2 separate regions of the Homo sapiens genome follow, and region 1 is linked to region 2. Evidence: chromatin loops called from intact Hi-C (ENCODE). Cell type or tissue: heart right ventricle. All regions are shown on one strand. Links, peaks and the distances in the headings refer to the core of each region. The heading gives the core; the rest is flanking DNA. Region 1 has its middle 52 kb from the start of GUCY1A1. Region 2 overlaps LOC105377505 (a long non-coding RNA gene).

The links. Peaks named below come from ENCODE experiments on the same cell type or tissue, not always from the same donor. Only the 100,000 strongest peaks of a DNase experiment are listed, where the experiment ranks them.
Region 1: it touches region 2 in a loop (2.1-fold over the local background); 1 of 110 quality-filtered maps calls a loop at or near these places.

Annotation. Positions count from the first base shown.
Region 1 is chr4:155,613,011-155,617,418 of GRCh38, forward strand. No RefSeq gene overlaps it. Among named protein-coding and RNA genes, the nearest start is that of GUCY1A1, 52 kb to the right of the region's middle. In heart right ventricle, for the core only: no CTCF peak of the experiment used is centred there; no DNase peak of the experiment used is centred there; H3K27ac peaks cover 2,004 bases.
Region 2 is chr4:155,512,815-155,517,222 of GRCh38, forward strand. It overlaps LOC105377505 (a long non-coding RNA gene), which reads left to right. Exons shown (of 3, transcript XR_001741895.2): 3 at 3,055-3,457. Among named protein-coding and RNA genes, the nearest start is that of MAP9, 140 kb to the left of the region's middle. In heart right ventricle, for the core only: no CTCF peak of the experiment used is centred there; no DNase peak of the experiment used is centred there; H3K27ac peaks cover 2,389 bases.

The sequences.
Region 1 (4,408 bases), core at 165-4,164, 100 kb after region 2:
TTGGTTCTCCTATTAATAATGTTAAATTTAGAAAATTTATTAACCCTATTAGAGCATCATATACCCTCCTGGAGCTGGAATAAAAGTTTGGTGATTTGATGGAAAGATCAGGTAAGGAGGAGTTCAAACAAAATTATGACTTTCCATCTCTCACCCACAACTACTAGAGTTACTAGTGCAAGCACAGAGACTCTGGAGATAACAGAAAAAGTGTACATTTCAGTGATCAGAATCATCAACAAATTCTGCTTTATGGGGAGCAAGGACACACCCATGAAGTAGAAGCAGGCATCCTGGATGCAACCCTAAAAGAGAAGTGATTGATGGAATTGTTCGATAGAGCCTTCTTATCTTAGTTCCAATTTATCTTCTTCCTTTTAAAACTAGATCCCCTTCTCCAGCATCTCCAGACTGACAGAAAATGAACAGCAAATAATGGAAATCCCTTATATGTGGAAATATGTTTTCATCGTGTCTTGGCCCCAAGTGTGTGAAAAAAGTAAGACTTCTTTATTTTCTAATGAGGTTCACCTTTTCTTTCTGACCCTGACATTTTAACTAGACTGCATGGCATTCTTTCTCATTTATAACAACCAATTAATATGTACCTGGCACACACACAAGTGAGCAGATTTTTAAAAAATCTGAGTAACACTTTCGACAGGAAAGAAGATAAACCTAACATCTTATGGCATAAGCATCCTGAAGTCAATTTCCACTTCTCCACTTCTCTTTCTCACCCCCCATCTCTGTGTCCATTACTGGCCATTTTAGTATTGTGAAGTTGATACAGCAGGATTCACTCTTGGAGATGAGAATTCTGGTAAACGGTGGCTTGAACATAGCTTCTGCTTCTAATATTGATAAAAATGATAAGTGGCTTACAATACTAAATGTAATATTAATATTTTAATTTGAATATAAATTTCATAGTTAGAAACTTAGTAACTAAAAGAATGTACAAGCACAAGTTTTTGGTTAAGAGTCTATCTGAATTTTTAATAACTTCATGCAAAATTGTAAGACCTAATCCAAAATCATGGGGTAATTGTGGCTCTTAGAAGTTTAAGTTATTACATCTTTGTAATTCTCAGTTTTCTCATCTGTAAAATGAGGAATGAGAGCCCGTATTATTTAACATGAGTCTATGATCAGTCTGAACTTAAGAAAAGTTTATCAAAACCTGTATTTTGTACCTGGACTTGGATACCACCACAAGAGAAATGTGAGGTGGTCATTTATTTATTTGTCATATGCTCAAAATTAATAGTAAAGGCTGAATGTTGAAAGTGGTGACATCATCAGTAGCAAAGCATAGGGATGTTTTGTCTCCTTTATCTATACCTGAAAATGTATGCAGGGAAGGGTATTAATGCTAAAGTAGATTTTATACAAATGGGATTTGCTTGGAAGGACAGGGAGACAAATCAAAACTTGTCAGTAAAATGATTTGAAGGGACATGACTTGTAAGGTTTGTAGAGCTGGATAAGTATTATTTAGTTTTGAACACACAAGCAAAATTCATTCTAATATGAGTTGTCCATGGAATCTACACAGCTATGCTTAGGGCAGTTAGTCATCACTATCTCTCTGAAGTTTGAACACTAGCACAGACCTGTTTCAACTGCTATTATACTATATCAGCAGCTGTTTTTTTTCTTTTTAAATATACATGTTATTTAATTTTTCAAAAAATTATTAGCTTAAGATTTATTAATTTAAAAATCCTATGCAATTGAAATTTAATGTCATTATTTATTTTTCCCTAATAAGAACTAATTAGTGTGAGAAAGCTTTGTTAATCCTTATCAGTAAATTAGACAGGAAGAAAATGTCCTTTTTTTTGCCGATGCTGAAGTTGTTGGTCATAGATAAAAGACAACTGGTATGCTCTTATGCCAAAGTTAAAAAATATTCTGTTTATTTTTTGATTAGGCCTGATCAAGATCAAATATTTCATACAAGTGTAAATCAAAAAGTGTCTGAAACAGGTCTCAATTAATTTAGAGATTTATTTTGCCAATGTTGAGGGCATACCCAGGGAAAAGAGACACATGTCACAGTAGAATCTGTGGCTCGTGCTTTCTCCAAAGATGGTTTTGAGGATTTCACTATTGAAAGAGGAAAGAGAGGGCAGGAAGGAAAGAGGAACAGTCAACTACGTACTCAGTCAATCTGCATTTAACATAAGATAAAATAAACATAGATTAGAGGAACTAGTCAAATATACATTTGTCTCAGGGTGGGCAGAGGGATGATCTAGTCTTGTCTTTGTCCTGTACCTGTGAAGATAAACTGTTCTTTATATTGTCAGTCTCACCCCCAGTGGGAAAGGAGTGCAGTTTCAATCTTCAGCAGTAGCTTCAGCAACAAAACATCTGCTAACAACAAACTACTCTCTCTTTTAATTTCTACCTCTTTTCTTTACCCTTTTTCTATTTTTATTTTCCCTTTTTCTTTGTTTTCTTTCCTTGTCATTTCCTTTTCACCAGATGTTCACTTTCTCCTGTTCTCTTCTCTCCCTATCACACCGCATCTTCTTAGTTCTACTTTTTTTTTTTTAAACTTATTCGGCTCTCTATAACTTCTTTCTTTTTCACTTCTACCTTCCCTTTTACTTTCCTTCTTTTTTCATTTTGAGCACTCCAGTAAAACACTTATCATTCAAAAGGCAACATTCCACTGTGCATATACAGAAACACTAAACAAACTGTATTTAGGGAGGAGCATATATTGTCTAAATCCAGTTTTTCAAAGGCAGTTTCTAAAAATAAAATTCATATCAGAGAATGTAAAGGTTTGGGTGGGAAATGCTGTGTCAAATTGTCAGTTGTCTTTATAACCTGACATGAAGTGTGTATTAATGAATTATACAAAATCAACACACAACAAATTGCCTTTCATCTTCTCTTATGGGTTTCAGAGCTGTCAGAAGATTCGGCAGTCTATAATTAGAATGAAAACAAGTCCAGCTTCTCTAATTTTCTTTTCTATTTCTAACAGAAGAATTGATTCTAGACAGTTAACTATAAAATTCAGTAGTTATTAATTTTTCCACCCAAAAGAAATTTTATGTATCTTCCATTTCTTCTAACTTGTTATTTTTATCTAAGAAACATCTTTATTTATACCAGAGTCAATGAGTCAATCCTGAAACTGCATTATTTCAATGAGGTTAATACATATTGTAGAAGACAGATAATTTTGTGCCTTTTCAGGAGCAGTAGCTAAATAAAACATATTGAAAAAAGACATTTTTAGTAAAAAGTATGTATGGCCTGTTTATTCTCATCAAATTGTAGACTTAGTATCTGATCTTAGCTCCACACTCTCTGGCATTCCTGTTTGCTTACTGTCAGAGGACAAGTAACAGCAGTCCTTGGTTAGCAAGGAAAAAAAAATACCCAATCCTCTCTAGAAATATTTCAAACTTTCTAAAGTAGGATTAGTGGGCTACGAGGAAAAATTATTAGCTCTTGGTCAAAATACAATTGATTCAAAACAGACTTACATCAGGGCAGCCATAGGCATTGGGTTAAGAAGAGGAAAAGGAAAATAAAGAAATTGTTTTGGATTTCAAGTTTAGGGAATTTATTTCAAGTCTAAAAAGAATAACCAAAGGAACATAAGCTTAAAATGAAAATAACAGCAGTATGATTCTTGGAAAAGAAACAATATTTTTTCAATACAGTAATCAGTACATATGAGGCATCTACTATACCAACAATGCTATAATATTTATATCGATAAATTAGAGTGACATAGAGCAATCTGTATATTGGACCAGAGTTGTGCTAAAATAAGGCAATGCAGTGCATGGTTGACCTCAGAGAAGTTATTTCACACTGTAAGTATCCATTAAAAACATCAGCGATAATGTCATCAAATTGGCCCTTGATTTGAGCTGGAGCAATTATTCCTACAATTTAGTTTCAATAATTTACATTATTTAGTAATATTATTTTAAGTCAACTTCCAAATAATACATAGGAATGCCAAATTAATGTAGCTTTATGTTTCAACTAAAGACAATAATATATAAATTTTTATGAAATGTTCTATTCCATTAAGAATCTTCTCTAAAGAGTCAATGAAGACATGAGATCATACATGTATAAAAATATATTAAGGGCTTATTGTATAATTGACTTGTTATATTCTAACTGAAAAATATGGTGTCTCTAAAGCCATATAAATATCTTTGCAGAAATATATTATAATATTCACTTTTTATTTACTTAGTAAATATCCCAACCATTTGTAAGAAAGAATAAACTACTTCCTTTGGGTTTTGATAACAATCTATATCAGAATTCCCAAATTAATGGAACAAAATAGGAAAAAGTACTTGAAACCATAATTTATATTTAGGTATTTGTCAGGAAGCCAGATTCCACGGGTTTTGCA
Region 2 (4,408 bases), core at 110-4,109:
GAGCTGCCAACTATTTGATGGTTTGACAAAGTGTGGCTGTTTTTCTGGGCTGTGATTTATTTAAATTTTGCAAGCCCTTATCATCTTGCAGGTTTTAGGCACTTTGGTGGTGATTCAGATAAGGTTAAATGAGTTGCTTCCAAAACACAAGACTGTCGGGTGGAAATACGGAAAGACTTAGTGCCAGGTTTTCTGATATTTGAACCAATGCGCTGCCTCAGAGTTATGGGATTCAGGAGGAATTATTTGACCTCTTTGACCGGGTTTCCTCATGGGAAACATTTTGTTGATGGTGATTTGCTTGCCTCATACAAGGAATCATGGAAAAAACAATGTTAAAAACTTTGAAAGTTCTGTTTCATTCTACACAATGACGCTAATTTCTCTTAAATTAACTTGAACTTTTTTTTTCTCCATCTGCACAAGTAATTAGCACAGGATAGCTAGATTGAATGTCCAGCTCTCACATTAGGTAGAGATGTTAAACATGCACGTGTATGCGCACACACGCACACTCACACTCACACACACTCACACTCACACTCACACACCACTGCCTGCCATGAAGCACAACCACACTCATTTTAAAATTACATTTATTTTATTTTTTACTGCATTTTTTGAGAATGTGAGGAGAAAGGTTAAGAGCTTGAACGTCCTTGTATCTCTCAGTAGTAAAACAAGACCCCTGGGAACATGTGTGCCTGTCACAGCTGCACCCCACACCCAATGCTCAGACTTAAAAAAAATGAGAATGGCTTCTTCCATCACCATTTTGACCTTCTTAAATAATATTAATGTTGATTTACAAGGTTTAAAATGGCAAAGAGGGACAATGAATATGCTAAAATCTTGCTTTATCTGTAGTTATAAATGGTGAGCATGAAAGCAACACAAATAATTAATCTGGTTTCCTTTGTTTTGTCTTGGTCATTGGAAAGTCAAAAGTGAATCTTGGCCCAAATCTCTCATCTAGAGGATAGACTTGGAATAGACAATTACTATTTTTTGTATTTTTTGCTATTGTTCTTTTTTCAGCTAAATGCCTATGCATTGCTAGGAAATGTCAGGCTTTTTGGTCTTTGGTAATATTTTATTTAAGGACTTTAATGGAAATTAAAGAATATTACTTAAAGTTTTTTCCCATCTTGGTACTTTACAGGGTCAAAGAATGAAGGAGAAAAGAAAGAAAATGCAAAACAAACAAACAAACAAAAAAACTATGCAAAGTCTTCACTTAACCTGAATAAACTGAGTGTCATGGCAAATGCCATGTTCTTTGCATTTTTTTTTTTTTGGAGACAGAGTCTTGTTCTGTAGCCCAGGCTGGAGTGGAGTGGGGCAACCACAGCTCACTGAAGCCTGGAACTCATGGACTTAAGTGATCCTCCAGTCTCAGCCTCTGGAGTAGCTGGGACTACAGGCACACACCACCGTGCCTGGCTAATTTTATTTTTTGTAGAGACAGTCTCACTATGTTGTGCAGACAGTGCATATGTTCTTTTCATATGTCCTTTCCTATTGAACACACAAACCAAATCAAATTTACCAGATTTCCATGGACATGTAAATTTGATTTCGCTTTAACTATGAGCCATTGATTTCAGGGTACTGTGTTTTTTAGCATTTAGGTTTTACATTATGATTTTATCTTCAGGAATTCATTGATTTACACACTATATCATAAAATACATAGAACCTATGGTCAAATATCAGAATCAATGTTCTCTGAACTGAGCAACAATGGAGAGAAATCCCAGAGCTTTACATAATGGCTCTATTGCAAATTTACAGTCTTGAAGCTCAGTTGAGCAGTTTAGACCGCTTATAAATTATGGAAAGTTGGGCAGAATATTTGAAATCTGGACTATCCTAGAATAGCTGGGAAGAAGTTTAAGGTTCAGTGTAGGGTGGGAGGAAGAGACAGCTGTCAAAAATTCTAGCTTGGGTAACTGAGACAGAAGATGCCAGAAGATGAGGTATTTTTAGAGGAAGGATGATGAGTCAATTTGGGACACACTGGATAGGAAGCACTTGTTGGACATCTAGATAGAGATGACCAGTTGAGAGTTAAATATAAAATGTGAAACTCAGAGAAGTAGTCTAGGCAGCCCTCAGAAAATGAACTTGACTTAAGCCATTTGAGGAAGAAAACGAACACAGTTTAACAGTTGCATTGAGCAGGGCTCCCCTGTAGGCACAAAATTAGAATGAAAATCATATATAATTATTCCCTTATCCTGGCCTACCATCAGAGCCACTTACTGCAGCGTGAGGTCTCTTTTAGTCTGGATTCTGAGTGGACAGTGGAACTTCAGAGGAGAGCAGAGTGTGCTCAATTCCTGTTTGGGCAGGAGAGGGCACAGAGTCAGCAGCGACTTGCAACCAAAGGGTAGTTTCCTCACTGTAAGGAAAATTCTGGACAATAATATTAAATGATTGCTCACAGAAAGATGGATTTAAGTGCTCTGAAAACAATAACAGCAATGCTTTGGCTTGAAAAAGAGGTAAACTCTTCCAAAATTAGAGAGAGATTTTATGTAGATCAAAAAAGGTAGTAAGAAAAGCTATCACACCGACTGCTAGTAATAACTGACATTGGACATTGCTAGGTCTGGGCACTATGCTCAGTGCTTTATGTATATTAACTCATTTAATTCTCACTAAACCCTGTGGAGTAGGTACTGTTATCATTTTACATATGAGGAAACTGACACCCAGAGATTTTAAATATTTTACCCAGGGTTAAACAACTAATAAGGAGCAGAGCAGAGGCTTGAGTTTAGGCAATCTGGGTTCAGAGATCATGATCTTATAATACACTTCCTGTGTTAACACAAAACAACCCACTTTGGTTTCAACATACCATATGCAAGGTTCATACTGGTACAATTTGCACCGTAAATAGAGCAAATGCTATGAAAAAGCTGATAGATAATAGGAAGCTTTAATATCTCTACTCATTTAATCCAGAGTTTTACTCCCCGTCACCATGGAGAAACTATGCAGTGCTATGAAAGAATGCTCATCAGTGTTTTGTGGTTTTTTTTCCAGCTATCTCCTCTGCAGAACTCTGTGCTAATGATAGAATTTGCATACTAATGATAATTGCAACCAAGAAAGCTGTATTCTCTTTCTACTCGAGGTAATTGAATAAAGAAGTGCTGTGGGGCAATTACTGCAGTTAGTTATAGAAAATTCTCTGAAAAATAAGACCAAAACATATATACTCAAATTCAGTATGATTGCATTTATCAACATTATTTGCTTCTTTTAAATCATAATAATAATAGACAGAATTATTGCTCTGGGTTCTTTGACTGTGTTAACCCAGTCATCTCAATGGCTCTATTATTTAGGCTTATATTTTTCCATTTTATGGATAAGAAAAAAAAGAAGTTTAACAATGTGCCCAATAACACAGGTATGAACTTTAAAAAGGCTATTAAGAGATCATTTATATCATAGTTCTATTCTCTTATTTTTATTCTATCTTTTGATTATTATAAAATTAATTATAAATAGTGCCAGACATATTTTGCTGTTATAATTTTACTACATAATGGAACACTTTTACTCTACTATTTCAGTGCCCTTTTACTTGATTACGGCAAAATTCTTTGCTAATGACACCTTAACATGCATGACTGTGTTGTTGGGTTATTTTTTCCATGGGAGTTTCACTAATTCCATTTATTTGCCAGTCGGTGTACTTCAACATTTTTAATTTATATTAGCATTAGAAACCCATTGAAAACACAAGTCAATACTCAATTCAAAATAAGGTGACTTTACTTTCTTTAGGTATAAGAAATCCTAAACTCTGAACCACAATAAAAAACTGCAGGATTAGAAACCTAGATTCAGGACAAGACAACCAAAATCATAAAGACTCCTTTACAACTTCATAGTTTGTGCAATCTTAGCAAATAATATTATTTTCATGATCAGAAAGTGTATTTAAACTTTAACGTTTTTATTTTATTTTGTCTAATTTTTATTGGCCTTACAGACAAGATTATTTTATTCTTTTCTAATTGCTTTAATGTCTTTCTTGTTCGATATTTTCTGTTTTTCTGTTCAGTTATCATGACTGCCTATTTAGAAACAGACTTTCGAAGGTGTGAGTCTTAAAGTCAGAGCATAGCCAGTCCTCATATTTATTGGTAATTGACTTTTTTTTTTTTTTTTGATAGGGTCTCACCTGTTGCCCAGGCTACAGTGCAATAGTGAGATCCCAGCTCACTTCAGTCCCAAACTCCTGGGCTCAAGGGATCTTTCTGCCTCAGCCTCCTGAGTAGGTGGGACTGTAGGCATGTTCCATCATGCCCCACTAATTTTCCTTTTTTATTTTTTTAGATAGAGAGTCTCACTATGCTGGCCAGACTCGTCTCAAACTTCTGGGCTC